Linked DNA regions of Homo sapiens: region 1 is linked to region 2. A link is an interaction called in ENCODE POLR2A ChIA-PET data of the cell type or tissue named here. Cell type or tissue: Caco-2. All regions are shown on one strand. Each heading gives the region's core, and the rest is flanking DNA. Links, peaks and the distances in the headings are about the cores only. Region 1 overlaps LOC105371710 (a long non-coding RNA gene). Region 2 has its middle 12 kb from the start of NLK.

Region 1 (2,813 bases), core at 74-2,573, 180 kb after region 2:
GTTCCTCTGTCCTCTATTTCCGCAAATTGGCAGCTGGATCCAGAGGCATGATCAAATTCAGGGTCAATCCGTTTGGCAAAACTATAGGTGCTGGTGTGTTAACCAGGAGACTCATAATGTCTGGCTGCCTCTCTTTTAATTAATTTATTTATTTATTTTTGGAGATGGAGTCTCATTCTGTTGCCCAGGCTGGAGTGCAGTGGTGCGATCTCAGCTCACTGCAACCTCTGCTTTCTGGGTTCAATCGATCCTCCCACCTCAGCCTCCTGAGTAGTTGAGATTGCAAGTGTGCCCCACAATGCCCAGCTAATTTTTTTGTATTTTTAGTGGAGATGAGATTTTGCCATGTTGGCCAGGCTGGTCTTAAACTTCTGGACTCAAGAAATCTGCCCGCCTCAGCCTCCCAAAGTGCTGGGATTACAGGTGTGAGCCACCGTGCCTGGCTCTCTTTTTATTTTTTATTTATTTTTATTTTCTTGTAGAGATGGGGATCTTGCTGTGTTGCCCAGGCTGGTCTCAAACTCATGGCCTCAAGTGATCCTCCCACCTCTGCCTCCCAAAGTGCTGGGATTACAGGTGTGAGCCACCATGCCCAGCCATCTCTTTCTTTTGATGACAACAGATATTGATACTCAATGAGTAGATCCATTAATATGCTGGGGAGGGCCAGTGGTGATAAATGGTGATGATTTTCTAATTCTATCCTTTATCTTTATTGATTGATGGAATAAGTTTATAAAGAATAACTTGCCCTCGGCCGGGCGCGGTGGCTCACGCCTGTAATCCCAGCACTTTGGGAGGCTGAGGCGGGCGGATCACGAGGTCAGCAGATCGAGACCATCCCGGCTAAAACGGTGAAACCCCGTCTCTACTAAAACTACAAAAAATAGCCGGGCGTAGTGGCGGGCGCCTGTAGTCCTAGCTACTTGGGAGGCTGAGGCAGGAGAATGGCGTGAACCCGGGAGGCGGAGCTTGCAGTGAGCCGAGATCCCGCCACTGCACTCCAGCCTGGGCGACAGAGCGAGACTCCGTCTCAAAAAAAAAAAAAAAAAAGAATAACTTGCCCTCATCTACTGTCTGGCTATCCAGTTCATATAGGACAGTCAAGATAAATGCTTGATTCCTTCTCCTTGTTTATCCAGTTTTCAAGATAATGAAAAATATTAAAATGAACTCAAGCATTTAAATGTGTTTGACAGGTTTCAACCCATTACATTTTATTTATTATTATTATTATTATTATTATTGAGTCAAAATCCTGCTCTCATGCCCAGGCTGGAGTACAGTGCTGCGATCATGGCTCACTGAAGCCTCAACCTCTCAAGCTCAAGCCATCCTCCCACCTCAGCCTCCTGAGTAGCTGGGAGCAGGAATGCACATCAAGCCAGTTCTTTTTTTTTTTTTTTTTTTTTTTTTTTTTGAGACGGAGTTTCACTCTTGTTGCACCCAGGCTGGAGTGCAGTGGCATGATCTCGGCTCACTGCAAACTCCACCTCCCAGGTTCATGCGATTCTCCTGCCTCAGCCTCCCGAGTAGCTGGGATTATAGGCATCCGCCACCATGCCCAGCTGATTTTTGTATTTTTAGTAAAAACGGGATTTCACCATTTTGGCCAGGCTGGTCTCCAACTCCTGACCTCAGGTGATCCACCTGCTTCGGCCTCCCGAAGCGCTGTGATTACAGACTTGAGCCACCACAGCCGGCCCAAGCCAGCTAAATTGTTAAGGTTTTTGTAGAGATGAGGTCTCACTATTTTGCCCAGGGTGGTCTCAAACTCCTGGGCTCAAGTGATCCTTCTGCCTTGCCTCCCAGAGTTCTAGGATTACAGGCATGAGCCACTGCACCTGGCCCTAATCCATTACAATTATTACCATGATGATGCTCATTAAGTCCATCTTTGGCCAGAGGGAGCTTATTCAGGTTGGTTCTTTAGTCCTTTGGACATGCCCACATGCCCGAAGCCTCTTGTTTTCTGATTTGACAACGTGTTCCAGCCTCACCTTGCGTATTTCCGGTTCCAGAGCTTGGCTCTACCACTTCTCCAAGAAATCCCAGTTCATTCAGCTATTAAAAAAAAAAAAAAAGAAGGAAATCCTGCCATTTGTGACAATATTGATGAACATGTTGCGTTTTAATGCTAATTAAAATAAGCCAGACACAGAAAGACAAATACAATTTGATCTCACTTATATGTGGAATATAAAAAAATCACAAACTCAGAAGCAAAGAGAGGAACAGTGGTTGTCAGGGGCTGGATGAGGACGGGGAGATGGGAAGATGTTTGTCAAAGAGTACAAACTTTCAGTTACAAGATGAATAGATTCTGGGAATCATGGTAAAGCATGGGAATTCTGGTAAAGTGTGGTGATTAGAGTTAATACTATTGTACTGTTTACTTGAAATTTGCTAAGAGAGCAGATCGGAAGTGTCCTCACCACACACATACACACAAATAAATGGTAACTTTGTGGTGAAGGATGTGTTCATTTGATTGTGGTAATCATTACATAATCATTAATCATTACATTAAATAATGTATACATTATTTAATATATGTATATTAAATAATAAATTTAATAATAAATTAATAATAATTAAATAATAAATATTCAACCCCCTTGAATATATACAATTTTTTTTGAGACAGAGTCTCGCTCTGTTGCCCAGGCTAGAGTGTGGTGGCACAATCTTGGCTCATTGCAACCTCCACCTCCAGGTTCAAGTGCTTCTCCTGCCTCAGCCTCCCGAGTAGCTGGGACTACAGGCATGCACCACCATGCCTGGCTAATTTTTTGTATTTTTATAGAGATTGA
Region 2 (2,813 bases), core at 12-2,511:
AAGTCACATCTGTTTTGGAGCGGATCCTATCAGTTCCCCACCCATATGACCTAGCACTTACCATGTCTGTGTGTGTCAACTGACTTCCAATTGATAGCACAAGCATCTCCTTGACTGAAGGCTTTTTCTGGCCACCAGAGCCCTCTCTGCCCAGATGCAAGGCAGGCCAAAAGTCCCTGAGTCAATGTGCCTCTGAAGTAGCCCTTGATCAATGGCAGATGGAAGTCAGTGGATAAATACTCCAGCTCTCTTTAGGTAGAAGTGTTGGACAGTTGTGTGCTACATTGGCTCCCAGTTTCCCCATGGAGTTGAGCTCTGGTTTTACATACAGTGATGACTTGCTTTGAAAAACACCCTTTATTGGCTTCCTTCCCTTCCCTGTCTCACTTCCCCATTACCCTATTTTCTGGGATCACCTCCCACATAAAGTAATCACACTTAAATCCTGTCTCAAGGTCACCTTTCAAATTCAGCATTATGAAAAGAACAAAGCACATTAATAAATAGATTATGAAAATATCCTCATAACATATTGTTAAGTGAAAAAGCATTTTATAGAACTATGTGTATAGTATAATAGCATGTATTTTGAAAACACAAAAAATAGAACCATGCTTTTTTTTTTCTTGAGACAGAGTCTTGCTCTGTCATCCAGGCTGGAGTGCAGTGGCATGATCTCAGCTCACTGCAACCTCCGCCTCCTGGGTTCAAGTGATTCTCGTGCCTCAGCCTCCCAAGTAGCTGGGACTACGGATGTGTGCCACCACACCCAGCTAATTTTTGTATTTTTTGTAGAGACAGGGTTTCATTATGTTGACCAGGCTGATATAGAATTCCTGAGCTCCAGCAATCTGCCCACCTCAGCCTCCCAAAGTGCTGGGATTACAGGTGCAAGCCACAGCACCCAGCCGAGAACCATACATTTTAAAATGTGCATGTGTGTGTGCAAATGCCAAGAATCTTTTCATGAATTACTTGTGATTTTATTTTATTTTATTTATTTTGAGACAGGGTCTTGCTCTGTCACACAGGCTGGAGGGCAGTGGTGCAATCACAGCTCACTGCAGCCTTGACCTCCTGGGCTCAAGCTATTCTCTTGCCTCAGCCTCCAGAGTAGCTGAGACTACAGGTGCCCACCACCATGCCCAGCTAATTTTGTTTTTATTATTATTTGTAGAGACGAGGTCTTGCCATGTTGCCTAGGCTGATCTCAAACTCCTGGGCTCAAGCAATCCTCCTGTCCCAAAGTACTGGGATTACAAGCATGAGCCACCTCACTCGGCCTACTTGTGTTTCTAAAAGTAAATTTAAAATACTTTATAATGGATGGAAGAGCTCAGTTTACGTCAGCTTAAACCAACACTGGGCACTGGGGACGCCTAGCAAAATAGGAGCCAAGTCTCTGCCCTTGGGGAGCTTGTAGAGCATTAAAGGCAACAGATGAGTAAACATTTGCAAGGCCAGGTGACAAGTACCATGACAGACAAAAGCAGAGTGACTGCAGTAACCCAGAGGTGGGGCCTGGCCAGCCATCTGCAGAAAAAATTCATTCCTCTCCTACCTGCCCTGCAGCCTTAGGTACACTTCAACCCAAATCACTAGAGCTCAGTCAGCAGAGCTAAAGGTATAACAATTAAGAATTAAGCAAATCAGGTACTTACCACCCAGTCAGAATACAGTTTTAATGGAAGGATAATGACATCCCTGGAGGAATGTCCTGGAGCAGAAATTTATCAGTGTTTCTAGCACCCCCAGGAATTTCTAGTGGACAATTACATTGACACATCGCCCCTAGCTTTTCAGATCTCTCACCAGCCTCCGGACCTCCCACCCCTGCCCCATGCTCTGAGACCAGCCCACTGAGCAACCTTCTGCTGAGGATTTAGCTTTCCATGGAGGCTTGCTAGGGGAAGAAAGTGTATTTGAGGAGGCAAGTGTTACAATCCAGCTGTCACTGGAAGGCAATCAACTGGCCGGTTTCTTGCCTCTGGGACCTTATTACAAGGCCCATTAGCCCAGTGGTTCCCAACTTTGCTGCATATTAGAATCTACTGGGGAGCTTTTAAAAATCCTGATGCCTAGGTCACACCTCATACCTACTAAGTTGTGTGGGAGGCGTGGGGGTGACCAGGCAGTGGTGTGCTAAAGCTGGCTGCTACCTGGTTCTGGAGAACCTATTGTGTACATCTCTTCCCCATTCTGTCTTCAATGATGTCATACTAGCAGCTTGAAATTAACCATGGCTGGACGCGGTGGCTCATGCCTGTAATCTCAGCACTTTGGGAGGCCAAGCTGGGTGGATCACCTGAGGTCAGGAGTTCGAGACCAGGCTAGCCAACAGGGTGAAACCCCGTCTCTACTTACAAAAAAAAAAAAAAATTAGCTGGGCGTGGTGGCACACACCTGTAATCCCAGCTACTTAGAAGGCTGAGGCAGGAGAATTGCTTCAACCCGAGAGGCAGAGGTTGCAGTGAGCCGAGATCGTGCCATTGCACTCCAGCCTAGGCAACAGAGTGTGACTCTGTCTCAAAAAAAAAAAGAAAGAAAGAAAGAAATTAACCATGATAGAAGTTTTTATGCCATGGATATAAATCAGGGCTTTCTTTTCTTTCTAAACAGCCAATTCTTAAAATATTTACCAGCATACCACTGAAACCAGGCATCAGTAGTTTTTGAATATCCTCAGGTGATTCCAATGTGAAGCACAGTCTGGAAACCACCACTGTCTTAGTCTTTTCCAAATAATGCTCATTGTAGTCTTGGATAATTTGGTTTCACCTGCTAACCCTAGCAATCAATATTTAAGGCTGTGG

Evidence for each region. ChIA-PET counts read pairs that join two places held together with the same protein. Peaks named below come from ENCODE experiments on the same cell type or tissue, not always from the same donor. Only the 100,000 strongest peaks of a DNase experiment are listed, where the experiment ranks them.
Region 1: POLR2A ChIA-PET joins it to region 2 with 9 read pairs; 4 of 35 experiments call an interaction of 5 or more read pairs at or near these places.

The regions. Positions count from the first base shown.
Region 1 is chr17:28,207,412-28,210,224 of GRCh38, forward strand. LOC105371710 (a long non-coding RNA gene) reads right to left here. Exons shown (of 4, transcript XR_934638.2): 3 at 2,001-2,064. Among named protein-coding and RNA genes, the nearest start is that of TMEM97, 110 kb to the right of the region's middle. In Caco-2, for the core only: no CTCF peak of the experiment used is centred there; no DNase peak of the experiment used is centred there.
Region 2 is chr17:28,029,161-28,031,973 of GRCh38, forward strand. No RefSeq gene overlaps it. Among named protein-coding and RNA genes, the nearest start is that of NLK, 12 kb to the right of the region's middle. In Caco-2, for the core only: no CTCF peak of the experiment used is centred there; a DNase peak (open chromatin) is centred at 1,493.